Regions from separate parts of the Mus musculus genome. Here region 2 is linked to region 1. Evidence: chromatin loops called from intact Hi-C (ENCODE). Cell type or tissue: left cerebral cortex. All regions are shown on one strand. Each heading gives the region's core, and the rest is flanking DNA. Links, peaks and the distances in the headings are about the cores only. Region 1 overlaps Cdc123 (cell division cycle 123). Region 2 holds the start of Phyh (phytanoyl-CoA hydroxylase).

What was found. A loop is a pair of places that touch in the nucleus more often than their neighbours do. Peaks named below come from ENCODE experiments on the same cell type or tissue, not always from the same donor. Only the 100,000 strongest peaks of a DNase experiment are listed, where the experiment ranks them.
Region 2: a loop joins it to region 1, with 3.0 times the contacts of the local background. A loop is called at or near these places in 6 of 42 quality-filtered maps.

The regions. Positions count from the first base shown.
Region 1 is chr2:5,799,729-5,815,786 of GRCm38, forward strand. It overlaps Cdc123 (cell division cycle 123), which reads right to left. Exons shown (of 13, transcript NM_133837.5): 7 at 11,068-11,116; 8 at 7,703-7,778; 9 at 5,183-5,305; 10 at 4,219-4,247. Among named protein-coding and RNA genes, the nearest start is that of Gm29984, 18 kb to the right of the region's middle. In left cerebral cortex, for the core only: a CTCF peak has its summit at 6,675; a DNase peak (open chromatin) is centred at 6,693.
Region 2 is chr2:4,909,158-4,925,215 of GRCm38, forward strand. It overlaps Phyh (phytanoyl-CoA hydroxylase), which reads left to right and starts at 9,839. Exons shown (of 9, transcript NM_010726.2): 1 at 9,839-9,987; 2 at 13,671-13,729. The coding sequence starts at 9,913. Gm46728 (a long non-coding RNA gene) reads right to left here and starts at 7,299. Exons shown (of 3, transcript XR_001783222.2): 1 at 6,989-7,299; 2 at 5,802-5,909; 3 at 1,449-1,622. It overlaps Sephs1 (selenophosphate synthetase 1), which reads left to right. Exons shown (of 9, transcript NM_175400.6): 9 at 1-1,400. In left cerebral cortex, for the core only: CTCF peaks have their summits at 8,540 (motif pointing right), 8,742, 9,844 and 10,054; DNase peaks (open chromatin) are centred at 8,581 and 9,843; H3K4me3 peaks cover 1,751 bases; H3K27ac peaks cover 2,254 bases.

The sequences.
Region 1 (16,058 bases), core at 2,766-10,765:
GACACACTTCAGAGTATACCGCTGAGGCGTGTCCACAGAGGACAGCTACCAAAGGCAGCTCCTGAGGGGCAGACCCACAAACTCCAAATAGGGCCCTCAAGGGGAAAAAGCAAACAAAAGCCCATCAGCGCAGCTCTGTTCCCCGGCCCCCTCTCTGATGTCTCACACCCCAAAGGCTCACAGTGATGGGGCCTAGTGGCCACCGCCAGAAACCTCTGAAACAGTGAGCCAAAACCCAAATTTCCTCCTTTTATTTATATCATGTTTCATCAAAATAGAATTAGTGTTATCTAAAAACACAACTTCAAAATATATTACTAAAAAACCAACACAATTAGAAACCAAAAGATTTTAACATGCACGGTTGCTCAATAACTAAAAAATCAAGTGGCCAAAGGAAAAAAAATTGGGAAAGATTTTTTCCCCATGTGATAAAGTCTCCATATAAAAAATAAAGAAATAGCACAAAGAACCCCTGCCAGTATTGCTCATCTGTAATTCTATCCCTTCCCCGAAAATGTGTTTGATCTGAAAAGGATGCGCGTTTGCTTCCAAAGCTACATATTTCAGCAACAAGCCTGGTCTAGATCCATGAGTCTGCAGAACACAGCACACGCTGGACTTCCTTTGTTTGGCATGATCAAGTTACAAAGCCAAACTTACAATAGCAAGACTCAAAATTAAACAACATTCTGTCCAGAAAGCAATAAAACAAGTTATCAGCAACACAAGTCACAGGGAAAAGACTAGAAAGGAACAACATTGATTTTCTAAGACTCTAAAATAAGAGGCAGATGGATCTTTGTGAGTTCCAGGCCAACTTGCTCTACATAGTGAGTTCTGAGCTAGCTAGAGCTATGCAGTGAAACCCCCCCACCTTCTGCCTCTGTGTGTCTCTCTCTTATATACACACACACAATGTAAATAAGGATTTTAAATTCTAGCCGTACATCATCATCCCTGAGGGGGCTTCTGAAACCTTACCCAGTGTCCATCCTAGACTCACAGAATGGGTGGGCTACTGACCTGATGTGCATAGAACAGTTAAGACTCTACAGCCCTGAATCAAGTTGCCCAACAACAATAAACATAGACACGCCAAAGTGTCACTAGGTACAAACACTTCAGTTATATGTCACGAGCCAAACTACTTACAGACACGAGTGAGCTTTCTACAAGAATAGCCACAAAATAATATATTCAAGAAAGTGTCTAACAAACTCTGATACACGTACCATTGAGTAAATGCAAATGGGTTTTACAATATGGTCTAAATCTCGGAACGGAAACTGTCAGGATGTTTAGACTGGCATGCTTCTCGCTTTTAAAAATGAACTCTTTTTCAGATCTGCAGGATCTCAGCTACCATTACTTATATACTCGTCCAACTTCACTTTAATTCCTCAACTCTTTTACAGGCTAAACAGCTGCGTCTACCTGTCAGCCCCACTGAGTTAGTGATCAGGACATTTGCCAGGGACAGGAGGCAGCTTGGCAGGTTCCAACATTTTCAACTGCCGATATGAAATAACTAGTTTAGTATCTATACACTGCAGGCAGATAACACTTACCCCACAGCATATACAGACTGAGATACAGAACTAAATGATAATAAAAGCCTTCCGGGAAGGGAGCGTGTTCTAGACAAAAGGCTGGTTTTACCCTGTTCTAACTGCCTAGATGCTGCCTGCCACAGGCCACACCTCGCGAACACAAGTCTGCCACTTCCACATCAAGATAACTTCCTCCAACGTTCAAGGCTATCTTGTTTGATGCTTCCTGTGGGCAGTACAGCAGCTAGCACAGCACAGACACACACAGCAGGCTGCCAACGTCTTTACCAGGAAGCAGAGAAGCGACTCCTGCCTGCGGGATCAGATGTCTGTCTATGAACTCACCCTGCTTCCCAGGCCTCGGAGGTTTCTTTCCGTCCAGCTGGAACTTTCCCAAGCATCCTTCCTTGTCTCGACCTCTGCTCCCCTGTCCTTTCAGATGTGTTTGTGATTGTGTGCATGTGTGCTGTGTTCACATGTGTCTTCAGAGAACCTGCCTCTCACCAGCCAGAAGTACCAAGGCGACAAGCACTGGCAAGGATCTGGGGACCAGGAGTCCTCACGGACTGTGGGGAGGAAGGTAAGCTAGTCTAGCTGAGGAAGAGCATGCAAGTGCCCTACAAAGTTAAAGAGGCTCCTAGGGAGGCTCGGCCTTTGAAGGCACTTGCTGACAAACCTGAGGTCCTGGGCTTGATCCCAGGAACCCACATGGTGGAAAGACAGAAGCACACTCAAGTCCATGTTCTCACACGATCAATGTAAATAAATAAAGAGATTAAAAACAGACACACCATATGACCCAGCATCCCAGTTCTTGGGCATACATCCAAAGACGTGAATACCTGAAAGAACAGTTGTCCCCCAATCTCAATTTCCACACTACCCACAACAACCTGGAAGTGCAGACAAATAGATAAAGAAAATGTGGTCCAAACACACAACAGAACTGTTGAGCAATAAGAAACATAGCTGCCTAGTACTCTGGGGCAATGCGGATGAACTGGGAGGCGTAATGTAAGTGAACTAATCCAGGAAAAAGGGCAAATACCACAGGATCTCATTCATATGTGAACTCAACCAGGGATCTTCCACGGGTCAAGGGTAGAAAGACGGCTACCAGAGGCTGGTGTGGGGAGCGACGTGGCAGAAGATGATCAATAGTTAATAAAGAAGAATAAGAAGTTCTGTATGCTACTGCACAGAGGGGAGACCATTGGGGCCTCCAACATTTAACTACTGGGATAGGATACTGTCACCTCCAACGTCTCTAGTGACACTTATACCTATCCTGGAGGCTGGGGTGCCTGCCAGACAATGAGGATGTGCTGTCAGTTCAGTAAACTCAGGCCAGAAACGGGAGAATTTTGAATGTTCTTACCATAAAGGGATGACAAACATTTGAGTAGGAACTCCTTTGGTTTCCCATATGAATGAAATCATGTAGTACTTGCCCTTTGCCTGGATTAGTTCACTTATGTAAGGAATCCAGAACTAAACAGGACATGATGCAGACATGCACTCAAACATTAAATTCATATCCAATTTATGTTTTTATATATTAGATAAAAAATAAATTTAAGTTAAAAGTGTTAATCTGGGGCTAGGGAGCTAACTCAACTGTAAAGTGCTTACCTCATCTTCCTGGGGACCCAAGTTTGATCCCCAGAAACCACAGAAAAAATGTAAGGTATGCTTGTTACACATTTGTACCCCGGCACTGGGAGGTGGAGTCAGGATGACCCCTGAGGCCCACTGACCAGCCCGCTTTATTTAATTGATGAGCTCCAAGCCAACAAGAGTTGCTGCTTCAGGGGAGACAGGCAGCATTTCTGAGGATGACACCTGGGGTTGTCCTTTGGCTATGTGCACAGCCCACATGAATATACACACTCATGCGCAGGATTCCCACATGAATATGAATATAAACATATTCAAAAAGTTTAAATGAAAAATCTATTAAAGGAAAAAAAAATAAATGTAAACAAATTTACATCTTTGCTTAAGCAAGTCACACAAAGAGCCTTTTAGTTGACTTGAGAAAACCTAAGAACCAAATGACAAATTTCTATTGTTAAGTGTATACAATGAATGATTTTTAGTAGGTCTAGACCTCCCAGGAAGTGTGAAGAAGGACATAAGTGGTCATTTATTCACTTGTTCTATTGCTGGTCCTATATTTAGGGACCACCCTGTAATCCCATCACACAGGAGGCAAAAGCAAGAGGGTCATGAGTTCAAAACCAACCTGATTTACATAACAAATTCCATCTGAGTGTACACCTTCAATGCCAGTACTCAGGAAGCAGAGACAGGAGGATGTCTAAGTTTGAGGCCAGCCTGGTCTACAATGTGAGTTTCAGGACAAACAGGGCTACACAGAAAAGCCCAGTATTGAAAACTAAACCAAACCAAACCAAACCAAACCAAACCAAACCAAACAAACAAAAAAACAAATTCCAGGCCAGCTGGAGCTAAATTCACCAAAGCAAGCACACTGAATTTATTCATGCTGGATATGCTACTGTAAGGAATAATCTTACATTGTGAATTTCACAGACTTCATCTTGAGAATACATTTTCTGAGCAATAGACCCTTCATAAATTTAATGGCTGTGTACTGTGTTCACCATTCCTGGTTTTAAAGCAAGTTAACTACAGTACTTACCCTACTGTCCCTGTATATATCGAACACAACTGTAAAGAAGAAAAAAAACTCAGTTACTAATAAGCGAATGCTTTCATAATCTAAATCTCTTTTTGAAAATTCAAGTATACTTTACTACTAAACACAGCAGAATATAATTAGCCATGAATACTTATGGTGGCTCACACTTCCTAGCACTAGAGAAACTAAGGTAGGAGGACGGCTGCAGGGTCAAGGCCAGCTTGAACCAAGTAGGACCAAGGCCCGTTAGACTACAGTGTAGGAACCTGCCCAACACAACAATGAACAGACTCATTGATGAAATAAAAGTCTAACTGTAATGATTGCTCATGCTTAAAAACACAAACCAAATAGCAACATAGTTGCTTGCATGGGCAGAGGAAGCTGTCACCAAGACAATTATGAGTGAAAGGCACTCCCATCACATACCTGAGGTGGGAAATGAGTCTCATAAGAAAGCACAGAATGTAATTATCAGACAGCACGATTCATCTTCTTTTTAAATTAAATATGCTATGGAACCCAGGCTTGGCAAGTAAGAAAGGCATAAATCACAGGTTTAACTCTATGCTATTTGAAAACTCTCTTACATACCACAAACTTTCAGTTCCTCAAAACAACCCCCAGTTGTTTGCTCTGCAGCCGTTTCTGCCCCAGATAACAGACAGAAGCTAAAAAGAAGAAGCACTCTACTCTCCACGGACAGATCTGGTAAAACGCACCAGCTTCTCCGAGCGTGGAGAGAAGTGCCCTGGTATTGAATAACATTATCTAATTACATGGGGTGACATGAACACAAGTCATCAGTGACACCAATGGTCACATAATAAAGTGCTGGGGTGCAGAACACTGAGCTGAGTATTGAAGACAGGCCAGAGTGATGTCCACAACTTTTACTTTACTTTATTGAGGCTCAGCGACCATTGCCAGGTCTCACTTCATTGCACCAATAGCAAATACTCACAGTCTTCATCTAAGAATTTATACTGTAGGTGTTCCTTGAAAAAGTCTTGAATGCATCTGCAAATTTCTTCTTTTTGCTTAGAAATATGATCATAGTATTGTGTGTAATCCCTCTGAGAAATACCTGACAAGAAAACGTTCAGTAGCTGTTACTAGATGATGCCCATAAAACACCAATTAACATAATTTACCATAGGTAGTGATCGAGGCTTTTGAAGCTGGCCAGAAGACCATACAGGTGAACACGGCAGCTCAAACCAAATAGCTCAGCAACCAAGGTCTATGAATAAATGCATCTTAGGCTCCAGAATGCCACACACTTAATTTTGGAAGTCGTTATTTTATTTAGCACGGTGGAAAGGATTCAGTCACAAAAAGACTTGCTTAGTAAAACCTCCAATAGCAATTCTAGACGTGCGCATGCATGCACCTGCTGCTTTCATGTTTAAAGCTAGTCTCTTCAAATCGCTATCCTCTTCCAGGTGGTGGTGGGGTGGGAACATGTAAAAGAGCCCTCACACACACCTGCCTGCCTTCACAAAAGCAGCCTGTGTTTGTTTTACGGAAGGTGATTGGTCTTCAGAGCCTGAAATTCAGACTGCTGTAAGGAAAGGCCTCTGAGTTCTTAGTCACACACCCAAGTGTGACTAGCACACTTAAACTGTGGAATATGTAACAGTGGAACACCTACGCTTATCTTAGTTATAAGAATAAATGCCACCATTCCATCCATTCCATGAGAACTGGTGAGCTGATGCTCAGCTACATGTCCCTTGGTCCACAACTTTTACCTTACAGAAAACACAGTGGCAAACGTTTTGAAAGAACAACTTACTTCAGTCCATAGCCTGAGTAAGTGACAGCTAACAGGGTAATATCTTCAGAGGTAAGAAGACAAGAAACAGACTTGTTTCATATATTTTCTCTGCTCATGTAATAAACAATGCCCTAATAACAGAAAGATTATAGGAGCCTGGAGAGATGGCTGAGTTAAGAGTATACACTGAGCCGGGCGTGGTGGTGCACGCCTTTAATCCCAGCACTTGGGCGGTAGAGGCAGGTGGATTTCTGAGTTCGAAGCCAGCCTGGTCTACAGAGTGAGTTCCAGGACAGCCAGGGCTACACAGAGAAACCCTGTCTCGAAAACAAAAAACCAAAAAAACCAAAACAGCAACAACAACAAAGAGTATATACTGTCTCACAGGAGACCCGAGCTTGGTTTCCAGCACCCACATTAAGACATCTTATGACTCCCTACAGCTTCAACACTAGGCAAATCCAACACTTCTGGCCTCCATGGACATTTGCACACCCCAACACACGTATGCACAAGTAAATAAAATAAATCTTTAAAAAAGGAAAGACTGTTAAAATTTAGCTTTTGATGATGTTTATTTTACAATAAGCACTTTACTGGGAGTAAAACAAAACTTTTCTAACCACTGGTTGAGAATGGTAAAAGCTGTCCCTCCATCTCTAGAGTCCAGACAGGATCAACAGCGCCACCTTCCTGTGTAGAAACATTCTGGTGGAATTTTTAGGGTCACTTATATATACTATATCATCTGCAAATAGTGATATTTTGACTTCTTCCTTTCCAATTTGTATCCCCTTGATCTCCTTTTGTTGTCGAATTGCTCTGACTAGGACTTCAAGTACTATATTGAATAGGTAGGGAGAGAGTGGACAGCCTTGTCTAGTCCCTGATTTTAGTGGGATTGCTTTGAGTTTCTCTCCATTTAGTTTGATGTTGGCTACTGGTTTGCTGTAGATTGCTTTTATTATGTTTAGGTATTGGCCTTGAATTCCTGCTCTTTCCATGACTTTTATGATGAAGGGGTGTTGGATTTTGTCAAGTGCTTTCTCAGCATCTAATGAGATGATCATGTGATTTTTGTCTTTGCAGGCTCAGGACCCTTATTAACACAGAACTCCAGACTCAATATCAAACCCCTGTCCTAATTATTGAAACTATTTCCATCAAAAGCTTGTTTTTTCTCCTTTGGCTATTTTCCAATGAAACATGATCATTGTACATATTTATGAAGTAGTGTGACACTCTGATACATATATGATCAAAATAATGATAAAATTAATATATTCACACAATGAAATATAACTCAACCATAAAAGTGAAATTCTAAAATTTACAACACAGTTATCTTTCTCTTTTAAAAATAAAGTTTACTGTTTGCTTGATTAATGTGCATGGGTACACATGAGTGTGTGAGGGGCACACACGAGTGTGTGAGGGGCACACACCTTTGATTAAGCAAGTGCACATGGTGGTCAAAGACTGGGAGTTAGTTCTCTCCTACCACACAGGCTCTGGGACTGGCCTGAGGCTATCAGGCTTGGTGGCTTTTACCAGCTGGGCCACCTTGTCAGCAATCCTCTTTTAAAGGCTCCTCTGGGGAAAGGGCTATAACAGAGCACTTACCTAGCATGTACTAGGATCTGGGCTCACTTTCTGGAAACATATACACATTAAAGATTACCTTCAAGGACAAGAAGAACTCACCAATAAGCTTATTTTCTTTGACAAAACATCGGAATTCAGCCCCAGGAATTAATTCACACCATTTTCGGAGAACAAGCTGTAGACACGGAATAAATATAACAGAAGTATATGAGAAGAGCCTTTCATGTGAAAATCTTATTATAATGATTGTCATTAAAAGTGGTTTTGTGATAAAGAGGCCACCTAAAACAGGAGATGTGACAGGAGCTGCAACCCTATCAGAATTGAGGTTTTAGGTTTGGCTTAGCGGTTCAGCGCTTGCTTAAGCAGCTCAGAGCCTGAGGAGCATCCTAGCGAAGACGGGGTCACCATTTGGAGAGATTAGAAACAGATAAAGAAGGCAAATCTCACCACCACTGCGCCACAAGCTGCCCTGCTGGTTGTATATTGTGTCCCTCTTGAAGAGTGAGTGTCTGTCTGTCTGTCTGTCTGTCTGTCTGTCTGTCTGTCTCTATCTATCTATCTATCTATCTATCTATCTATCTATCTATCTTCTCAGCACTGGGGTCCTGGGTTCAGGCAGCAGCACATCTGTTTGTAAAGTTTAAGATGTTATAGAAACTACTTATGAGAGTCTCGGCCTCCCTCTTCTTCCCTGCCCTTCCTCTCTCCCTCTTTCAAGAAAGGGAAGGACCAAGCTGTTATCACTGAGGTCTTAGCTGGGTAGTGGTTCCTCAGTTTTTCTGGCATTTAAATTATCTGGTAATAATTTCCTCTTCTTAGAGAAAATTAAGTTTTTTATTAAATGTCTTAAGACTTCCAAATGCACTGAGTTCATCCTTCATTGCTGAGAGCTCTGGGTTAAACCTTGCAAATGTGGTATTTGCTAGGGAGATAGTTCTGTAGTTACGAGCACTTGGTGCTGTTGCAGAGAACTGGGTTCAATTCCCAGCACACAGGTTGGTCTACAACCTCCTATAACTCCAGTACTAGGGGGATCTGATACCCTCTTCTGATCTCTGTGGGCACCAAGCACACATACAGTGCATATACATGCTTGTAAACACTCATACATAAAATAAAGTGAACAAATTAAATATATTAAAAAAAAAAAACCCTGTGAGTCTCAAACTAAAATATTATCAGTTCTTATGTATTAAAAGTCAATCCTGGGGTACGAGTGTGGGTGTAACGTGGCTACAGTCATTTTCAAACTAGCAACAAACTAAGCAAGTGTGGTACACTAACAGCAGTAAGTAACACACACTAATTGGTTTTTAAAGTACGAAATGGTAAAGCCGTTCTCCTTGCCCAGTTCTTCTGTAGTCCTCGGAAGCAACCCGAGCTTTCTGGTTCCTGTTTGTCTTTCAAGAAGTGGTCCAGGAATACCAAGTGCACAGCAGATGGAAACGTTTTTAAGTACACAGACAGGAGCATATGCTGTATGGGACTCTGCTTGCAACGTTTTTCACTGTAATTACTTGAGAACCTCACTTCCCCAGCTTTAACTCCAGTGTCTTAGCATGCTGCTGCCGCATCAAACAGCAGAGGACTGGGAAGTAAACCTCAGCTTCAGACACCATTAGACACCATTTCAACCAGCACCATACCTCAGTGAACGAGTAAATAACACTCTGTGCAGGTCCTGTATACCTAGCACCAAATCCTAACACATAACAGGTGCGTCACAGTAAGCTGTTCAGCAAAACAGTAGATATAAATATGCAATGTGCATATAAATAGTGTTATAAAAGACTGACATGGGAAAATACGCTCTAGAAATAAGCCGGGTGGGGGGGAGGCATATTCATACTTGTATGTAAAGACCAAACCCTCTAAGACCTAGTAACTATTTAGTGGCCTAATAAATAATAAATTCAATGTTCCATATAGACAATATATTCATAGAAGATCTTTCAATATAAAAATATTTAGTACAGTGAGTATCAGTGGACAATATTTTCTCCATGATGCTAGAGACAAACCCAGGACCTAAAGCATGGCATGCAAACACTTCACTCCTAAGCTGCAACCCCAGTCCCTAGACAGATCTTGAAAGCACATATATCTAGAGATGTCTAGAAGCAAATAATGCAGAAGGAAATTTTAATCATGGTACTAATTCTAAGATACTATAAAACCAAATATGAAAATGTTTTACAATTAAAAAGCAATGATGACCAGTTACTGTTCAGAAATACTGTATTTGACAGTACAAATTCAAAAGGAATCAAGAGTAATTACAAGTGATAGTCTACTATGCAGCATTTAAAGGATAAGAAAACTCCAGAATCAATTAATTAGTTAAGAAATTAGCTATATTTAAGACTACTGCCCATTGAGAGGTATCTATGTGTAAATCTTCAGAAAATGGAGCAAAGCCTGGAGCTTGCATCAATTCCAATCCTTCCTCAGTCCGTGTCATCGCTCTCCACCTTCTCCACCTTCTCTGTAGGATGAGTGAGTGGGAGAAGGAGCTGCCACTAAAGTGAGGATGGTGTTGCTCTCAGTAATGCAGTTTGAGTTTGGGATGTCCGCCACAGGTTTCCAGCTCATGGTGCTATTTTGAAGGCTATGGAGAGCAGGTAGGTTGTGGCCCTGGCTGGCAGGCACAGGTCATGAAGGTACAGACACTGAACTAGATTTGGCTGGGTGAAAAGTACAAAGACATTTATGTTATACAAGACTGTGTATATTCTCTGTGTACAGTATATATATCCTAGTATATAGTCTACAAATAGTACATTTTCTTTTTCTTTCTGTGGTGGCCTGAGTAAGAATGGCCCCAATAGGCTCATGGATTTGAATGCTTGGTCACCAGGGAGTGGCCCTATTAGGAGGTGTGGTCTTATTGGAAGAAGTGTGTTGAGGAGGGTGAGCGAGGCCCAGTGCTCCCTCTCTCCCTGCTGCCTGTCCATCTGGATGGAGACCTCTTTCTAGCACCATATCTGCTGCATGGCACCATGCTCCTAAACATCCTGATAATAAACTAAATCTTTGAAATGGTAAGCAAGCCCTAATTAAATATTTTCTTTTATAGGAGTTGCTGTGGCCATGGTGTCTCTTCATAGCAATAGAACAATGACTAAGATACTCCCCGCCCTGCCCTCTCTTTTGTTTGAGACAGAGTCTCACTGTGTGACTTTGACTGGCCTGAAATTTGCTTTGTAGACCAGCCTGTCCTTGAACTCAGCCATCTGCCTGCCTCTGCTGGGATTAAAGACATGCACCAACATGCTCCACCATGCCCCAACTAAAAATAATATATATTCTTCTATATGTACGACAAATTTCTTAAATGTAAAATTTAGCCGTTTTACGTTCCCAGAGAAATTAGACTACAATTTTTCATTTACAAATAAGCAGCACACTTCCAGGACCTTTGTCCGGGATTCTCAATGGTCTAAGGCGAACAAGCCGCTTACCTCGTACTCTATACAAGGGTCTGGAGAGTCATCAGTGCAATGAATAAACCTTTGGAGAGAAAAATGCAATTTTTTTGTTAATTTATGCAGACATCTTCATAAACAATATGAGCTTTGATCCCATGAAGCATTGCTTGCTGTTGAGTACTACGCAGGCGCATTTAATCCTCAACACAGCACAAGCAGCTCCAGTAACCTCCATTTTCCTGTCAATGGGCAAAGAATCTAAAATTCAAAAAAGTCCAAGCTTGGCAAATAAGCTAGGACGATACACAACTCAGGCTGACCAGCTCTGAGTGACGGTAAGTCTGTCCACTCTCGGTGTCCGTCCTGCTGCGGAGTCAGCAGGCTGCATACTGTTCTATGACATCAGCTCTGCCACTGAGAGCCACGCAACATGGCTATGCTCCATCTTTAGTGAAGGTAGGATGGCAGCACCATCCACCTTAGTGATAACCCTGAGGAGTACACTGAGGACTGCTCTGTGGACAGTAGCTTGGCCACAGAAAGCCACAATGTCTGTCATTGCAAAAGACCTTGGACAGAACCATACAACCCTCCGTTAAGCATCCCCTCTAAGGACTGTTTCATGAACAATAAAATAGAGTATTACAAAACGCCCATCTGTGCCAAGCCCTGGACTAGGCACCAGGACCACAAATCACCTAGGACCCCAAAGTGCTTTATGAGGCATGACAGAGGAAGCTAGCAGGTACACAGATCATTTCAGAACACCAGGGAGAATAAAATACTCCGATGGAACAAACAAGGAAGCAACTTGCTGGCTGTCATGTGTGGGAGGGAGAGGAGGAAGTAGAAAGGGGATCCACTTTGAGGCAAAGGGAAACATGCCACAGCAGGACAGGAATATGAAGACAAGAACCCCATGAGATTAGCAGGCATGGGTGTGCATCAGCAATGAAGATGGGTGAAAGCTGTGGACACCGAGCGCTGGTTACTTTGTGTCTCTTTCACCCAAACTAGAGTCACCTGAGAAGGGGGAGCTTAGTGGGAGCCTACCTCCATCAGACTGGCCTGTGCACAGGTCTGTGGGGGCATTTTCTCTTTTAATTGATGATTGATACGGGAGGGTCCAGTCCACTGCGAGCAGCGCTATCCCGGGCAAGGAAGCTGTCCTTGTTTAAGGAAGTAGCTAAGCAAGGCATGGGGAGCAAGTCAGTAAGCAGCCCCCCCCCACCCCCCCGCCCCGTGGCCTCTGCTTTAGTTCCCGCCTTAGCTTCCCTTGATAATGACTCTAAGCAGGAAGACGAAATAAATCCTTTGCCTCCCCAAGTTGCTTTGGGTCTGTATTTTATCACAGCAACAGAGAAACAAAGCAAACCAGGACAAGGGGGAAAGCCCAGGTGATCCGTCCCTCTACTGCTACTCATCTTTATTTGTTTTATTTTATTTTATTTTTTGGATTTTCAAGACAGGATTTTTCTGTGTAGCCCTGGCTGTCCTGGAACTCACTCTGTAGACCAGGCTGGCCTCGAACTCAGAAATCTGCCTGCCTCTGCCTCCCAAGTGCTGGGATTAAAGGAGTGCGCCACCACCGCCTGGCTCATTTTTACTTTTAATTTACCACTGACATGCATTATTGTAGGGAGCTTGACAAAATTGGTGGGAAAAAAAGGTAGTTGTACATGTGCATCACTCGTAATATGTAATATACAATTGTGAAAACCGAGCATGAAGAAAACAAGAGCACTTCCCCCCTTGTGGCTATTACGGTTGGAAGTAAGATGGCCCTCACACGTTCATGTGTTCAATACGTGTCTCCAGCTGTAAGCCCGGGAACTCAGCAGTGGGGTGAGTGTATGAAGTCAGACCAAGTCTCTGCTTCCCCGGCACCAGGAGGCGGGTAGCTCTCCGCCATACTGCTCTGCCTCACTGTGGGCACAGAGCCACGAGGCCACCACTGCAGTTAAGGCCCCTGAACTGTGAGCAGAACTAGATCCTCCTCCTCTTGCTTTGTCACAGGAGAAGGATTCAGCTAACAGATGTGCTGACCAATGAAAGACAGGATTTCTCGGGCACAGAGAAATCTTTTAAAGGCTGTCTTGAAGGTAGTGGGTAGTGAGGTATTGAGGTTTATGCTCAGCAGGCATGAAGCCTTGGATCCAGTTTGAGGAAGGGAAGCATCGAGCCATTCAAACACAAACCCAGTGTAAAAGCCTTTGGCCTCCCTGACTCTGTGGCACGTTGGCACTCTGCAATCATTTATGTTTTCACATTGCAAACAGTAACAATTGTGGTCAACTTGACTAGCTGAAATCCAGAGAACACAGACTTCTAGAACCACTAATAACTGGGAACCAAATGATATAATCTACAACACGTTTCAAAAGAAAGGTACACAGTGTGCTTTATTAAGCTGCCAATGGCCTTTCTGTTTTTACAGTAGCAAATGTTTACGTGTGCCATGTACTACTGAGGTAACAAGGGTGAAAGGAGCATTCAGTCAGAAGGTACACTATGACTCTCATGGATGGAGGTGCTAGAACTCTTACTAAAACTCCTGGGTTAAGTTTAGTGGGGAGGCACAGGGAGGCTGGGGGTGGGGATAGAGGGGATAGAGGAGAGAGAGAGAGAGAGAGAGAGAGAGAGAGAGACAGAGAGAGACAGAGAGAGACAGAGACAGAGACAGAGAGAGAAATACTTAATACACACACTGACAAGACTTTAGCCTCAAGCAGGACTCGTGTTGAAAAGGAAAACAAAAGCTATCATTAACCAAATTTTCTTTCCATAAGAAAGTCAGGAAGTGTCTGTTACCGCGCCCTACCACTCAGAGGTGCAACCTGAGGACCTCATTGCCCTTAAAAGCAAAAATCCCTTGCTTCAAGTTCAACTAAGGTTACCCGAAGTAGCTATACTTCAAAACTAACTATGAGTACATTTAACATTGCTTAAGCAAAAATAAATCTTACAGGTCGTTTCAGGTTGATCAAAATTGAAGCCATGAAATGTCAGGTTAATAAAAATCACTACAATTGTTCAATTCTTTAAAAATAACTGCTCTTTCCCACGAGGGCCAGCATGAGAAGCACTAAGAATATTAATGGAGTTCCTATGTTGTGACACCAGGCATGACGGAGACAAGCAGAATAGTCTAGGGTAGATAACCTATGTCTCAGACATAATCCAGGCTAAGATAGGAAACCAGGAAGTGCCTGGCGTGATGGTGCATGTGTGTACCAGGACCGTGAGGCAGGGGCACTATTATGAGCTCTAGGCTAGCCTAGGCTACACAGTAAGTTCCAGGTCAGCCTGGAACAGTGTGTAAGTAAATAAAATGAAAAGGAGAAGGAAATAAAGAGAGAAGAAAAGAAGAAGCAAGAGGAAGGGGGAGAGAGGAAGGAAGAAAACAATCAATGAACCTAAGGTCAAGAATAAAATCACCATCAAGACCTTGGGCCCTGTAATAAGCCTCTCTCAGCCGCTCACACACATAAAATGTTAGCTTCTGAAACCTTCAAGACCACCCCTCAGGACACACCTCCTTCAACAAGGCCACATCTCATGTCTCCCCAACATTTGCACCAACTGTGGCCCAAGCACTACATGACTGTCCTAGCTAGCCATCAAGCTCTGGGCTTCCCACATGTCCCTTCCTCCACCCCTAGTGCCAGGAATTCGGAAGGACCGCCATATTCAGCTTTATGTGGATTGTGGGGACCCACACTCAGGTCCCCAAGCTTGCCCTTTACCGACTGAGCCATCTCCATAGCCTCAATTTAGAAAGAAAGAAAGAAAGAAAGAAAGAAAGAAAGAAAGAAAGAAAGGAAGGAAGGAAGGAAGGAAGGAAGGAAGGAAGGAAGGAAGGACGGACGGACGGACGGACAGACAGACAGACAGACAGACTTGTCCATCTCGTCCAAGTTTTCCAGTTTTGTTGTGTATAGCCTTTTGTAGAAGGATCTGATGGTGTTTTGGATTTCTTCAGGATCTGTTGTTATGCCCCCCTTTTCATTTCTGATTTTGTTAATTAGGATGCTTTCCCTGTGCCCGCTAGTGAGTCTGGCTAAGGGTTTATCTATCTTGTTGATTTTCTCAAAGAACCAGCTCCTCGTTTGGTTGATTCTTTGAATAGTTCTTCTTGTTTCCACTTGGTTGATTTTGCCCCTGAGTTTGATTATTTCCTGCCATCTACTCCTCTTGGGTGAATTTGCTTCCTTTTGTTCTAGAGCTTTTAGGTGTGCTGTCAAGCTGCTAGTGTGTGCTCTCTCCCATTTCTTTTTGGAGGCACTCAGAGCTATGAGTTTCCCTCTTAGAAATGCTTTCATAGTGTCCCATAAGTTTGGGTATGTTGTGGCTTCATTTTCATTAAACTCCAAAAAGTCCTTAATTTCTTTCTTTATTCCTTCCTTGACCAAGGTATGTATCATTGAGAAGAATGTTGTTCAGTTTCCACGTGAATGTTGGCTTTCTATTATTTATTTTGTTATTGAAGATCAGCCTTAGTCCATGATGATCTGATAGGATGCATGGGACAATTTCAATATTTTTTTTTGTATATGTTGAGGCTTGTTTGGTGACCAATTATATGGTCAGTTTTGGAGAAGGTACCATGAGGTGCTGAGAAGAAGGTATATCTTTTGTTTTAGGATAAAATGTTCTGTAGATATCTGTTAGATCCATTTGTTTCATAACTTCTGTTAGTTTCACTGTGTCCCTGTTTAGTTTCTGTTTCCATGATCTGTCCATTGGTGAAAGTGATGTGTTGAAGTCTCCCACTATTATTGTGTGAGGTGTAATGTGTGCTTTGAGCTTTACTAAAGTTATGGCTCAGTGGTTAAGAGCACTGACTGCTCTTCCAGAGGTCCTGAGTTCAATTCCCAGCAACCACATGGTGGCTCACAACCATCTGTAATGGGATCTGATACCCTCTTTGGGTACGTCTGAAGACAGCTATAGTGTATTCATATACACAAAATAAATTTAAAAAAAAAAGCTTCTCTATTCCTACATATACCAATTCCTCCCCT
Region 2 (16,058 bases), core at 5,075-13,074, 890 kb before region 1:
CTCATAATTAAAGTTTAGCAGGTTATTTCCACAGGCTGGGTTGAAGCAACAACATTCTTGTTCTTTTTTTGGCTCAGTATTTTGAAATATCTAAGTCTTCCAAATTCTGCATGAGTTGTAATGAATAAGTGGAAGTTTCTGATTGTTCTGATGCATGAGCGAGCGGCCCTTGCATCTGAGTTCAGCATTGCCTTTAAATTGTTCTGTTTTGAGCTGTGTAAGATGGCTCAGCGGGTACAGCGGCTTGTCTCATAAGGCTGAGCTCCATCTGTCTGCAGAACCCATGTGCAAAGAACAGTGACCTGCACGTACATCGTGTGCTATGTACTCATGCACCTAGCAATAAATACATTAATATTTCATTGTCAGAGTTCTAGATCTTCATTTTATTCTGTAGAAACAGAAATAATAGCTATACTAGTTTATTTTTACAGATGCTTAGCACAGGCAGGTGTTTGAGAGATCTGATGGTGCGCATGCACACACACAAACCCTGCTTGAACGCTCGTTTTCATATCTGACCAGGTGCTCACACAACATACTCTGCTTCCAACACTCGAGTATCCCATTCTCATTAAGAATCCACATAAGGATTGCAGTCATGAAACATCAGAGGCCACAGTGAAAATCCAAAGTCCTTTTGAATGAGGAGTGGGTGGATTAGACCAGGCCTGAGTCAACTAACAGGCAGCATCTCTAGGCATCCAGACATGGTCAAGAACCCCTGGAAGCCAAACTTGCTGTACAAGGGTGCGCTTGTGGTTTGTCTGGTGAGTGAGTATTGGGTGCATAGGTCTTAACATTCTCTGCAGTTTCCTATTATGATAGACCTCACATATCAACACTGCTGGCATTGATGGTCCTTGCTAGGTCGTGCTGCCTTTTAAGAGGTTAATGCCCAGGACAACAGCATGTAACAAAGTCCAGCGACTGTGGAGCTGGGTCTAGTGACACAGGGCTGTAATCCCACATACTCAGGAGGCCGAAGCAAGAGGACCTCGTTCAAAGTCTGCCTGGGCAACCTAATAAGGCCCTGCTTTGCTCTCCTCCAGCACAAAGGATCCTAAAAAGTTCGAAAGTATAGCTTAGTGGTAGAGTATTTGCCTAGCATTCACAAGGCCCTGGGTTTAGTCCTCAGTAGCAGCAAAAACCAAACTTGATGAAAACAAGATTAAACGTCACTAGTTTACTGTAATTACAGTGTGATTGTGGGACAAGGCTGATGCAGCCACCATTGTATTTCAGGAATAAAAACATGTACGTGGAAATATATAGAATGTAATGTTTATCACCCAAGCATATTTTGCACACTTTTAAAGCAAAATTATATAAAATTTAATGTCTAGGATATATTCCTGGGTTTGGGTCCACTTTGAGAAATAAAACTATAATAGTTTAAACTTTCATGTCTCTGTTTACTAAGTGCTAATTTTTGTTTGAAGTGCAGTCAGTAATTTGAAAAAAATCAGAAATGCATGTTTCTCACTCGTGAGGCTAATTCAACTTACCCAGGCAGCTGCAACAGCTGTAAACCTCACTGACCTCCATCCATCTTCTGCAAGTCCATCCAGCCCAGTGCGTCTGCTTCCAGTGTTTTACACCACTCGAGAGTCCCGAAAACTCTGAAAATGTAAGCATAAAAACATTCTTATGAAGAAATTAAAACCAGAACAGGTACTAGAAATGTCTGTTTTACCACCTTTCCTTTTGTTTTATATATGGATACATATATATATCCTATATATGCATATATATATATATATTATTACTAGTAACTGCATGCATGCACACATCATTGGAAGAGACACTTGCATAAGTGAATTGCTGATGTGGTTAGTGGGAGTGGGTAAAAATTTACCAGTATACAACATCCTTCTTTTTTTTTTTTTTTAAGGCTTACTTATTTCATGTATGTATGTACACTGTCACTGTCTTCAGACACACCAGAAGAGGGCATCAGATCCCATTACAGATGGTTACGAGCCACTATGTGGTTGCTGGAAATTGAACTTAGGACCTCTGGTAGAGCAGCCAGTGCTCTTAATGGCTGAGCCAGCTCTCCAGTTCCAGTTACAATGTCTTTATTCAGATCATCCATATGTTCCTCCATATGCAGCCCTCAAGGCAGTGGTCCTGGGATGTGAAAGGAAAATGGCTGAAAGAAATGAATGAGCATACCTGATGCTAACATGGCTCCCGCCCTGATTTCCCTCAGTGATGAATGGGACAGAAGCTGAAAAAAAATGCATTCCTCCCCCCAAGCTGCTTTTCATCCATGGTGTTTGTCACAGCAGAACCCAGAGCATTCTTTGAATGAAGATGCCATAAGGATATCTCAGGAATTGGCTGAAGCCCCAAAGGTGAAGACATTTTAGCTTATGCCTCCCCCACCCCCAAGAAAAGTGTTTCCCTCTACCTTCAGCCATTCTGGAAATCTGAGGTCCCTGCAGCCCTAGTACCAAGGTTCCAGGCTGCAACTCAAGAAAACCTCAGCATCCTTCATGTTGTGGTTTTGCAATGTGCAGAGGAAATGTCTTGGATTGTTAAGGGTAGAACAGCTTTCAACTAGATTTCAAAGACCTGGGAGGCCAGGAAACTACATCAGGGTAAGAAACCTTCCAGGCAGTTCCCAGGCAGGCGTGATGTCTGAAGCTCTGGGATGGAAGCTGGGGCTTCAGTGGAGACCCCAAGGAAAGCTGCAAGCAGGGAGTAGAGCCCACCGAAAAGGGACCATGTGGATCACCACCAGCAAAGCTGCTGGGGTTGGAGCTTGCATTTTAACTGCACATGCTCCAATCCTGGGCACCGAGCTGGGTTTAATGTTTGTCCTGCTGACATTTGATCCTGATTTGATCTGACCATTTCTTGCTATTTCCTAATCCTTTTCGACTGGACATACACACAATTAAGAATAAAAAGATTTTAATTTTTCTTTTGAAGTTTTGTTTTTTTTTTAAGTAGTTCTTAGCCAGAATGCCAGAACTGACTGATGTTTAGGCTAAGCATGAGCATGGTTTTTGGCCGAGCACTCGCAATTTATAGGGATCCAACATCGGGTGCTCACACGGGAGCCTATAGGGGATATTTCACATTCAAGCCATACCCATGACTGCCATGTTGGTATTTCAGCTGTGGCAATTACTGCAGATGCTGAACTCTTCTGTAATTTTATGCAGCAGAAGTATTCCTTGTATCTTACAGTCTCTTGTCTAATTGGAACCAAGACCCAGATAGAAGTGTAAACTGAGGCTGGTGACATAGGTCCTGGAGTTTTGCAGACCTATCTGTCAGCCTGACTGCAGAGCTGTGCACAACATAGTCCATTCTCGATCAGCCCATATTTGGAAAGGCACACATCTGAGTTTATAGAGTGCAGCTTAAATGAACTGGTTTGCCAGGGACTGTGTGCTATAAGAGCTGATTCCTATAGGAACATCGACTAAAGACCCCCAAAGAGGGGGGACCCTCACTCAAGTCTCAGGATGACATGACCCCCCAAGAACTCAGGAGAGACCGTCCTTGCTGCAATCACACGAGGTTTATTGATAGGAACCAGCACGCTGGGGCCGACTCTGGGAAAGGGGGTATTAAAAAAAAAATAACCCAAGGGTGTAGGGAGGGTGTTATTGGAAAAATCAAAAATGCCAGTGAAAAATCACAAGGTGGAACTAAAAATCACAAGGGGAAATTCCCTGCTTCTCAAGATTTTAATCTAACTTTTGTGGTCAGCCAATTCCTGGAACAGGCTGCTTCAGGGCCCAACTATTTTTCTTTCTTGGCTCCAACTTGGTCTAGGGATCAAACTTAAATTTCCTGCCTTACACTATGAAGAATGCATCCATAGCTGAGATTTTTCAGACCTGCTTTCGATGATGGTTCTTAAATGCTTTAACCTCCCTTCTAGCCCACCACCCAGCAGAGGCAGTGGAAAAGAAGTGGACCTGTTTAGAAATTGGTCTCATTCTATTAGGCAGAATATCACAGTTCCTGTTAGATCAGTTGAGGAAGGTGTTCTTCACTTCTTGGAAGATCCGAGGTAGATAGCAGGACAGGTAGAGACCATGGGTAGGTAGTGTGGCACTTTGAATAAGTATGGCCCCCATAGACTTAGGTGTTTGAAATGATTGGGTAGTGTGACCTTGTTGGAGGAAGTGTGTCCTATAGGGGTAGGCTTTGAACTTTCCTATGTACAAGCAATACCCAATGTGGCACACGGTCCCCTCCTGCTGCCTGTGGATCAAGATGTAGATTTCTCAGTCCCTCCACACCAAGTCTGCCCACACCCTGCCATGCTTTCCTCCATGATGTGTGGGGCAATGGGCTATGCACAGACAGCCTGGTCTCCAGTCCAGCTAAGGTCTTGAACCCCGGGTCTTGAGGTGGGACCTGGTGGGTGGTAAATTCCACCTACATGGGACAGAAGGCATTCGATCATGTCTCCTGGACCCCTGGTTCCTGTCGAAGTTACCGCCCCCATAGCCCCCCCCCCCCTCTCAAGAGAGGCTTGTGGCTATCAGTCACGTAGACAATGTTCCAAGCTTCTGGCATTCTGGCTAGACTCCTTCCCACAGTTACCTAGCAACAGCAAGATAGCCAGCCCACTATAAGAGGGTCTGCTTGGCCCCTCCTTTCTCTCTCTAAGCTTTTACCTCTCTTACTCTGATTATTAGATAACCTCTCTCTCTCCCTCTCTCTCTCTCTCCATGTGACCATGGCCTGTCTCTCTCTCTTTTTACTTTCTCTCCTTTCTCCCTGCTTTTCTACAATAAAGCTCTAAAACCATGGACCGTCTCTGTTCATCAAGGCCCGCTGAGCTTGAACAATGGGGATAGGCTTTCTCCTAACAAGCTGAGTCTAACCTCCCGCCAGAAGGCCTTCCTACACTGCAGCCACAGACTGGACTAAGGACTCTTGCCTGTGTGGGAGCCACTCAGTGCCCCCCTCTAACTCTGCCCTCTCTTCCCTTATCTCTGGGCCAAGTGCTGCCCCCTGGGCCCCTATTCTGTTCTCTGCTCCTTCGCCAGATTCAGCGTGGGATGCCAGAGGCTGAGAACCTGGTACCTGGAGTTGCCCCTTGTCCACAACCCGCTGTGTGGGGTAAGTGGCTTGACACAGGTGCCCACCTTGGGCCACACGGAAAGCATGCACAGTCCTCCCGTGTCTGCCCACTCAGAGCACTGGAACTCTGGTGGGATGTGGGTTTTCTCCCATTCCCCTTTTTCCCCTACACCCACAGTCCCGCAATGATGATAATGGAATATGCCTCTGAGAATGTAAGCCAGCCCCAAGTAAATGATTTCCTTTATCAGGGATACATGGTAATGTCTCTTCACAGCAATAAAACCCTAACTAAGACAGATAGTATATCCCCAAGGGCTCACCTCCAGCTAGGCCCCACACCCTGTTTCCTAATATAGTGCCACCTCTGGGGGAGAAGCATAAGAAACATAAGCCTTGGGCTGGAGAGATGGCTCAGTGGGTAAGAGCACTGACTGCTCTTCCAGAGGGCCTGAGTTCAATTCCCAGCAACCACATGGTGGCTCACAACCATCTGTAATGGGATTTGATGCCCTCTTCTGATGTGTGTCTGAAGACAGCTACAGTGTACTCATATACATAAAACAGACCAACAAATAAATATTTAAAAAAAAACAAAAAGAAACAAACAAACAAAAAAAAACCCAAAAAGCCTGGGACTGGATAGGATGGTGTGTGCCTGTAATTTCAGGACGTGGGAGGGGGAAGCAGGAAAATCAGGAGTTCAAGGTCATCTTCAACTTTATAATGAATTCAAGACCTACCTGTGCTTCATGAAGATCTTGTCTCAAAAGTGGTGGAGGTAGAGAGATAGCTGAGTGGTTAAGAGCATTGGCTACTCTCATAGAAGACTCAGGTTCAATTCCCAGCACCTACAGAGAAAGAGAGAGCAAGAGGTTTCCTTCTGATGTGTTAGACATTTTTGTAGAGAGAATCTCTTAGAAGCATCACCTGTCAATAAAAAAGCCTATGGCCAATGAGCTGAGGCAGAATAATGGGAGGTGGGACACTGGCAGGAAGAGAGAGGTTCTGGGAAATAGAGACTAAAGGGAGATTCAAGAGAGATGCTAGGGAGGACCCTGAAGGAGGCCAGTAGGGAAAAAGCAGTCAGAACTGAAGGAGAGGTAATAGGTAACTAACAGGAAGGTAGATGAACTCAGGGTAAAATAAAGGGAGATTTGCCAGGGACCACTGAGGAGGCAGAAGCATGAGACCTGAGCAGAGGTAACAAGTCACCCAGATGAACTCAAGAAGCATGAGATCTGAGCAGAGGTAACAAGTCACCCAGATGAACTCAAGAAGCATGAGATCTGAGCAGAGGTAACAAGTCACCCAGATGAACTCAAGAAGCATGAGATCTGAGCAGAGGTAACAAGTCACCCAGATGAACTCAGGATGGAGTAACAGGAGAGATTTCCCCAGGAGCGCTGGGGAGACGAACATAAACCAGCGGGTAGCTGCCCTCACTTTAGGATGAAGAGGATGCCCCAGACTTGGACAGAAAGCTGAGGACAGGTGACTAAGCATGTGGCAGACAGAGAGCAGTTTGAATGGTTAAATAAGTTTTGAGCTAGTCAGGGAATGAGCCAACGATAGTGGCCTAGGCATTTCTTAATAAATAACTAGTCTCAGAGCTTCACTCCTGATCAGAGGCTGGGAGGGAAAATGGATTTATTCTTTATATAAATCTCAGTGGGGAAAGAATCTGGAAAGAGAGCTCAGGATGAGGGGTGAGAGGTGACAGAGTCCTGCCATAAATCCTGGGACTCAAACTCCAGAGAGCAGCGTCAGGGTGCAGATGTGAGTTTATTGTGCATAAGCTTACATACAGTGAGCCAGGCCCTTAAATCCTCAGCCAATTGTGTCTTGCCATACCATCACCATGCCCCAATGAAAGCCCTGCCTAATAAGGTCACTCAAAAGGGGGGGGGGGGGCGGGGAGTGTCATCACCTGTTAGGACTTCTGTGAAGAGGCGGGGCAGCCACCATCTGGCCCGTGTTCCATTTTGCTGTCTCACAGGTGTTCCGGGAGCCATCTTAGATCAAATCCCAAGTACAGCAGATCAGGGCTCTTCGATCCTGTGGCGCTTCTCTCTCCATTCCACTTTTTCCTTCACAAGGTTGACCTCCACATCCCCCACAAAGGAGGGTGGTGATGGTCTTCACCTTTGACCCCAGCACTTGGGAGGCAGAGGCAAGTGGAGCTCTGAGTTCAAGGCCAGCCTGATCTATAGAATGAGTTCCAGGGAACTCTGTTGCAAAGTGAAAAAAAAAAAAAAAAAAAAAAAGCAGAGAGAAAAACAGAGACACAGAGAGACACAGAGAGAGGTCTTTGGACACATAGTCTGGAGTTTAACATTCCAAGATAGGGTTACAAATCTGAGATCTTCTCCTGAAGGCTGAAGTTTAAAGTCTGAGGCTGGAGGAGGTGACTGAGAAAGCTGGTTTTCACAGAACGAAGATGTAAAAGGACTGACTACAGATCTCAGGAGAGGGAAGGTCAGTCAGAAAAGGAGGGAGAGGAAGCCACTGCGGGCCTACTCCACATGGCCGCACGCAGAGGATTGCATGGGATAGAATGCAGTGAGACAGAACCCCTAGATGAGCACATGGTGGCCGCTTGCGAAGAGCAGCTCGTTAGCAGGATGAGCTCAGAAATGACCTGGGCTTTAGAGAAAATCAGGAGAGAGAATCTAGGACTGCAGATATCATCTATCATTCTTTCAGGATTGGCTATGAAATCATTTCCTTTGCTTTATCTGCTTATTATTTTTATTTTTGTTTTATTGTGTGTGATAGCTTACTGTTAGTGTGCTTGCCTCTTATGGGGGATTCTGGGTTCTAAGCTCAGTTACCACAAGACAAACAAACAAACAAACAAAAATACAGGTTAGGAAACGTTACACACAGAGCCAGGAGGAAATTCTATCTTGAGTGCCACAATCTCTCATCCTGTGCTGGTCTTATGTCAGTTTAAGACAGATTAAAGTTAGCTGACAGGAGGGAATCTCAAGGAGAAAACGCCTCAAGAAGGTCCAGATGTTAGGCATTTTCTTAACTAGTGATTGATGGGGAAGGCCCAGGGCATGGTGGGTGGTGCTATCCCTGGGCTGGTGGCCTGGGTTGGTGGTCCTAGGTTCTAGAAGAAAGCAGAGGCTGAACAAGCTATGGAGAACGAGCCCAGTTAAGCAGCACCTGTCATGTTCTCTGCTTCAGCTCCCACCTCCAGGATCTTGCCCTGTTTGAGTTCCTGTCCTGACTTCCTTTAATGAGGAACAGATCAGTAAAAATGTAAGCCGAATGCACCCTTTCCTCTCCAACTTCCTTTTTTGGTCATGGTCATGGCGGCAATAGAAACCCTAAGACAGGCCCCAAAGCCATAATTCTCTCTGTTTTTTAGGGAAACCAGTCATCCTCAGAATGACGGTCTTAATCTTTCAATTCTGCTTGAGGTGACCCAAATTCAGACTAATTTCAGTTTTGTTTTCTTCCTTCTCCCTGCAGTTCCCATTTTGCACCAGGTGAGGGCAGTAAGAACACACCTATTTCCCAAGTGGGGGGTGGGGGGGGAATGCAGTCAGTCCTGCTTTTAAACTGTGGGCTAATTAAGCCGGTCTCTCAGGACATGGTCAGGCTTCCACCAGGTTGCTCAGGCTGGACAGATGAGGTTGGGAGATAAGCAAATGACCAAGCCGGCCCTGGGAGCTTCAGCTAAGCGAATCTCGTCCTAAAGGTCAAGGCACAAAGGGCAAATCTCTGCAACCTGAAAACAGGAAGTAGCCAGCTGGTTACTTGCTTGTCTCTCCTGGACTATGGCACTGTCACCAAATTATCTAATGAAAGCATTTAAGAAACAATAACATGTTTATGGAGTAACTAGAAGCAATCTAGAAGTAACTCTCTTAAGAGACCGAGAGACAAAGAGATTGAGATTATGTGTAGTGGTTGAATTTCAAAGACTTTAGGAAAACAGTTTTGTTTTGTTTTGGGTTTGGTTTGGTTTGGTTTGGTTTGCTTTTTCGAGACAGGGTTTCTCTGTGTAGCCCTGGTGGTCCAGGAACTCACTTTGTAGACCAGGCTGGCCTCGAACTCAGAAATCCCCCTGCCTCCGCCTCCCAAGTGCTGGGATTAAAGAAAACAGTTTTTAGCTACATAAGAAATTTTACATGTTATACTGGCTGGTGAGATACACAGTGGTTAAGGGAGCTTGCTGAACAAACCTGACCATCAGAGTTCGATCCCCAAAACTCAGGTGGTGGAAAGAGACTCAACTTCCCTGAAGATTATTTCTCTGATCTCCACAAACAAGGATGCAAACATACATACATACATACACACACACACACACACACACACACACACACACACCACACCCCATCACCACTACCACCACCACACACAAAAATGTAATGTAAGTTATCCTAGACCGTGTGGATCGCTCTTCTTAAAAACTAACAGCCAAACTTTCTAATATTTTAGGATGAATTCACGCTAAATTTAATGTCTCTTCTGAATAACACAGATGATTTTAATTTTTAGTGGGAGAACTAGTCACATAGATTAGTTGTTCATAGATTAAAACTACCAAGTTAAAAGGGTGGCTCAGATCCCTAACGGCCTCGGGCTGCTCGGCTTGCATCACCCCAGTCGCAAAATTTCGGACCTTGCAGATTAGAACAAAGACACAGCGGCGGGGAGCAAGGACTCCAGACAGCCTAGGCTCGCTCCCTCATCCCCAGCTCCCCAACCCCCAGCCTGGGGGAGGTGGCGCTGTGTCCTGCCCTTGGACAGAACTCCACCCTCTACTAGGAGGCGGGGCCTTGCCGTAAGTTAAGTGTGACCTGGGCGCAGCAGTTTCGTCTGCTGGCCCCCACCATGAATCTTACGCGCGCCGGCGCCCGGCTGCAGGTCCTTCTGGGACACCTCGGCCGACCCTCGGCCCCAACGATTGTATCCTTTGGGCTGTGGAAGGGCTCACAGGCTCGAAGGAGCCTCTCCGCCCTGGTGGTGGCTTCAAGGACATAAGAGAGCCTCTGCGCCGCCATCTCTTCCCTGTCTCCATCCCTAGGGTTCCCGGGTGGAGGCTGCATCCCCAGAGAGCCCTCGTCTTCTGGAAGGGCTCTCTGGTGGGACTTCTCTAGGCAGCATTTTGAGCCTTCAAGAAACCGTGGTTTCTTGCTGGTGTAAAGCGGGAAGCATAAAGCGAAAGGTGACGACGTCATCACAAAGAGGCTTGCCATTTTTTGAGTTGACTTCTGCATCCAGAAACACCAAGGACAGTTGCCCACAGGTGCTTGCCTGTGACCAAGGCCGGCAGAGGCAGGGATTCTCAGAGGTCAGGAGGAGGCGCCAGTCGCCAAAAAGAGAAGGCTCAGGACCCTGTCCAGCAGGTAGCTAGCTGCCCATCTCCACCTGCCCTCTGTCTGTCACCATCCCACTAGCTGTGTAAGCTCCCACTCCAGGGGCCAGGTGTCCCCAGTCTCCTGAGGACTGAACTGGTTCCCGGAAAGCGACTTCAGAAGCGAGTGCCTGGTGATAAATGCTTGTGATCCCCCTGGGAGGTGCAGGTGCAGACTCGAGGGTTGGTTGGTTGGTTGGTTGGTTGGTTGGTTGGTTGGTTGGTTGGTTGGTTTTTCGAGACAGGGTTTCTCTGTATAGCCCTGGCTGTCCTGGAACTCACTTTGTAGACCAGGCTGGCCTCGAACTCAGAAATCCGCCTGCCTCTGCCTCCCAAGTGCTGGGATTAAAGGTTCGTGCCACCACCGTCCGTCCGGCAGACTTGAGGATCTTAATGGCCAGCCATCCTGGCCAAAAGTGACAGACGGTCTAAAAAGCAAAACAAAACACTAAACCAAGGCTTGGAAGCAGTTATGCACACGAACACGTGTGTGTACACACACATCACACACAAACACATACATGCATACACTCAGACTCTTGGGGGATGGGAGGAAGCATCAAACTGTTGGCCCCTCGCCCTAGAAATTGCTAAAAATGAATGGTTTAGGGTTTTCAGTGCCTGCCACCTCCGAGGCTGATCATAATAGTTGTTTATTTGGCCTTCCCTGTTATTCTGCCTGTGGGGCTTTTGGTTTATAAGCAGCGGTGTGCCAGGCTTACCTCAAGCTTAAACTCTACAGGCTAATAATGTAACTTCATTTTACACTGAGAAACTAATGGGGAAAGACCCTGATTAGTGTGTATTGGACTAAAGCAGTGGTTAGACCTGCAGGCCATGTAGGGATGGAATATCACAGTCTGGTTTTTTCTTGGCAGTTGGATGTTTGCTACATTTTGAGAACCTTGGATATACTGGTACTAGATGTATTTGGACTGAAATTGATGCAGTCTCTTCACTACTCTTTGGATCTTATTGGTTGCTTGATTTTTGAGACAGAATCTTATCACGCATCTCTGGCGAGCTGGAATTTGCTATTATAGACTGGATTGGCTTAGAACTCACAGAGACCACCACCTCTGCCTCTTAAGTGCTGGGATTAAAGTATACACTTTTTTTGTTTTGTTTTGTTTTTCGAGACAGGGTTTCTCTGTGTAGCCCTGGCTGTCCTGGAACTCACTCTGTAGACCAGGCTGGCCTCGAACTGAGAAATTCACCTGCCTCTGCCTCCGGAGTGCTGGGATTAAAGGCGTGCGCCACCACGCCCGGCAAAGTATACACTTTTAACTTGAATCATTTTTCAATTTAAATGGCCAGATGTAGCTAGCAGCTAGTATTGGATATTAGATAGTGCTGACCAAGAGCCATAGGGAATATATTATGTAAGTAGAGTTCTAGAAATTGAGGCCGTATCTCCTCAGCCTTAATTTGCTTCTAAGCAGTGTGGATGCTGGGCAGTGGTGGCACACGCCTTTAATCCCAGAATCTGGGAGGCAGAGGCAGGCGGATTGGATTTCTGAGTTCAAGGCCAGCCTGGTCTGCAAAGTAAGTGAGTTCTAGGACGACCAGGGCTACACAGAGAAACCCTGTCCAAAAAAAAAAAAAAGCAGTGTGGATTAGGGAACAAGGAATGTTTTGTATTTGCATAATTGGGGTCATCCTGGGTCACAGCTTCTGCGTCTCTTTTCACTTTACCCCACCCACACCCCCATCTCTGTCATATATTTCAATATCATTTAACATTTCTCCCACATCATCAAAGTCCAAGAAACAGTGGAGAAGGGCCGAGGTGACCAGTTTGGAGCACTGAGGTCTATATGTCCTTGCGGCAATGCTATATTGGGAAAGTTGAACAAGAGTGGGAATTGTGAGGCTGGAGATGTGGCTCAGCAGTTAAGAGCAATGACTGCTCTTCACACTGGCTACTCTTTCAGAGGTGTCCTGGGTTCAAATCCCAACAACCACATGGCAGCTCACAACTGTCATCCAGCAACAAATGACCTGACACTCTCACACAGACATACATGCAGGCAAAACACCAATATGCATTAAATACGTAAATAAAAAAGTAAATAAATAATAGATAGTTGGCAATCACCTTTAATCTCAGCAGAGGCAGACAGTCTCTGTGAGTTCAAGATCAGCCTGGTCTACATATCAAGTTCCCAGTCAGCCAGGGCTACGTAGTGGGATTCTGACAAAAAAAAACAAAAAACAAAAAAAAAAAAAACCAAAAAAACAAAGGACAAAACAAAACAACAAAAAACAGAAGAGAAAGAAAGCAAGAAAAACAATAAACCGCATATGGTGGTGCCTGTCTATAATTTCACCTGGCAGGAAGTAAGTGGGGGGCAGGAGGATCAGTTCAAGATCATACGTGGCTACATTATTAAGCTCAAGGCTAGCTCATGTAGCATGTTCTCTGTCTCTAAAAGTCATAAAGCCTTAATTAATTAATTAATCAATTAATCAATTAATTAATTAAAAGCAATCCAGGCCTGACAATGCACACCTGTAACCCCAGCACTTGGAAGATGAAGGCAGAAGAAACTGAGATCAGATGGGCTATAAAACACCCAGGCCCTACCTTAGGTGCACAGTGAGATCCTGTTTCAATAAATGAGTGAACACGAGTAGATGGCAAGTTCATGTGAAGTGACATTGTGGGTCTCTTGGTGGGTTTGAGACCCACAGGCTTTCACTGTGTGGCCCTGACTGGCCTGAAACCCACTCTGTAGACCAAGCTGATGAAACTCAACCCCCCCCCCCTTTGCCTCCCAAGTGCTGGGTTCCACCCACACCTGTGTGGAACTGACACTCCAAAAGCAGCAACACACGGTCTACAGAGTGAGGTCCAGGACAGCCAGGGCTACACAGAGAAACCCTGTCTCGGAAAAACCAAAAAAAGAAAAAAGATAACAGAAAAGGGCTGTTCCTAACCCGTAGTTACTGAGTGACGGTTCAGTGTTTACTTCACTGGTGTGGCTTGGACTTTTTGTGCCCTAATGACGTCCAAGCTCCTTCCAGTTTAGCCTGCAGTCACACGAGGCCCAAGCTGTGCTCTCCCTTCTAAAGCGTGACCTTTGGTATCTTATTTGCTCAGTAGCTTAGCACAAGGAAACCCTGGGACTGGGGCTGACTGGAGCTACAGGTATAATCTGGGGGATTTGTGGCTGGTGTTTGGCAAAAAGGTTGTCTCCTGCCTTCTTCTTTCTTTTCCTTAATTCTCCCCTAGGTAGCCCAGCCTGTATCAGGGTTGGCTTCCCCTGCCAGTTTCCAGCCTGAACAATTCCAGTAAGTAGATCTCATTTTTGCCTGTTACTTCACTGTGTATGTGTTCTGACTAGTGTGTTACAGCAGCCTGACACAAGAGTTAATCATCTAAGAATCTGGATTGAGAAATGCCTCTATAAAATTGGGCTGTCGGCAATCTGGTGGATTTCTTAATTAGTGATTAATGGAGGAGGGTCCAGCAGCCCATTGTGGGTGGGGCCATCTCTGGGCTGGTAGTCTTGAGTTCTATAAGAGAGCAGGCTGAGAAAGCCATGGGGAGCAAGCCAGTAAGCAGCACCTCTCTATAGCCTCTGCATCAGCTCCTGCCTCCAGGTTCCTACCCTGTTTGAGTTTCTGCCCTGAGCTCCTTCAATAATGAACAGTGATGTGGAAGTGTAAGCCAAATAAACCCTTTCCTCCCCAAGTCACTTTTGGTCATGGTGTTTCAGCTCAGCAATATTGACCTTAACTGAGACAGCTTGTAAAAGTTTTTCTAGTAGTAGCTGGGATAGAATGTCCACTGTACAACCAGGTAACATAACATGCAGCAAGCTACCCAACTAGAATCCATGTAGAACACACTTTGCTTCCAGAAAATGGTCTACCAGTACTGCTTTGGGGAACTATGGAGAACCTAAGTTTTCTTAACATAGCTAAGATCCAAAAAGAAGTTAAAAAAAAAGAGAAAGAGAGAGAAAGAAAATACATAATTTTACCCTTGAAAAATCCAAGCATCACATGTCACGTTACTTTACTTCTATATTGGTGTTATTGACATATTGGCTAGCATTTTGAAAGAGAGAGAGACACACAGAGACAAGAGAGTCAGAGAGATGAAGAGACACAGAAAGAAAGACACAGAGACAGAGACAGACAGACAGATACACACACACACACACACAAAACACAATGGAGAGAGATTGTGTGTAAGAAGCAAGGTCTCACCAGGTCTTGAGCTTAGGACTCTCCAGCCTCCTGAGCAGCTGAGACAACTGTAGTCCAGCACCTGACATGAGTATTGCCTTGTTTTTAAGGGGAGCACCCAACCTTCATGAATATCGTAGACAAAGCCACAGCACCAACCTTAAGGAGTGGGTGGGTTGCTTCTGAGAGTGTACTGACTAGACTACTTAAAATGTATGATTTGGGTGTGGTGTGTTCCTGGAATCCCAGACTTTGCTAAGGCAGGAGGTTCCAAGTTCAAGACTGCTACAAAGTGAGACCCTAACTTAAGAAATATTTATCTTATACATATCACATATACTTCATTGAATTGATCTTCCATTTGAAAGACAATGCTTATTTGTAGCCATCCAGTGGCTTAAGGTCGAGCAGGGTCACCTGAAAGGAGCGCTGGGAATGAAAAGGCTGTGGGCCATAGAAGAATGGAACCAAGACAGTGTTCTGGTCAAGGCTCAAAGTTTATTTCTGCAGCTCCAGCCTATAGGCACTTCAGCCATCAAAGCCTCTTGAGAAAATCCCTTTACAAACTTAACAAAGATAGGAGCTCCTCTTGGCTACACACCCTGCTCCCATGACTTTGGCTACACACTCTGCTCTCATGACTTTGGCTACACACACTACTGTCATGGCAGTTCTCTGGCTCTTCACACTGTAGAAAATTTAAAATTCAGAATTTTAAATCATTACTGAAAGGCAACCATTGTTTTAAAACAAAACTGCTTTGCAACTGCTCAGCTACAGACATTGACATGCCCTCTCTCCTTCCTCTCCCTCTGTATTTTGTTTTATATGATTTTTATCCTATTATAATAAGTATGCCCACAGTATTCTGCCCTTCATTTTTAACATCTATTGTACAGATATAATTCCTTGGTTAATATTTTTTTCAGTAATACACATTTTTGGTGACTGTACCTATGTTTTGGACTTAACACTCTAAACTTTGTCCTCACTACTTCATTAAAGCAATACACATAGAAATGTTGAGTTGAAAAGTACAAATGCAGGCAGGCTGTGGGAGTACATATCTCTGGTCCCTTTACTCAAGAAGCAGAAGCAGGCAGATCTCTGAGTTCAAGGCTAGCCTTGCCTACCTGGCAAGTTCCAGGCCAGTTAGATTTGGATAGTAAGACAGATTCTTGGTATGAAAGACCTCCGTGGGGATAACCCCACCCGAGTCAAGAGATAGCGTGCACCCAAAGAATCAAGAGAGACCATCTTGACGTAAACACACAAGGTAGTTTAATGACGGAGCTCCGGGCTACACGTATCTCACGCAGGAGACAGAGGTGTTGACCCTAAGGCTCAAAAGTTAGGGGTTTATATAGGAAAGGAGTGGGGGGATAGGGGAAATTGGCACAGTTACACACAAGTGGGCAGTTTAAAC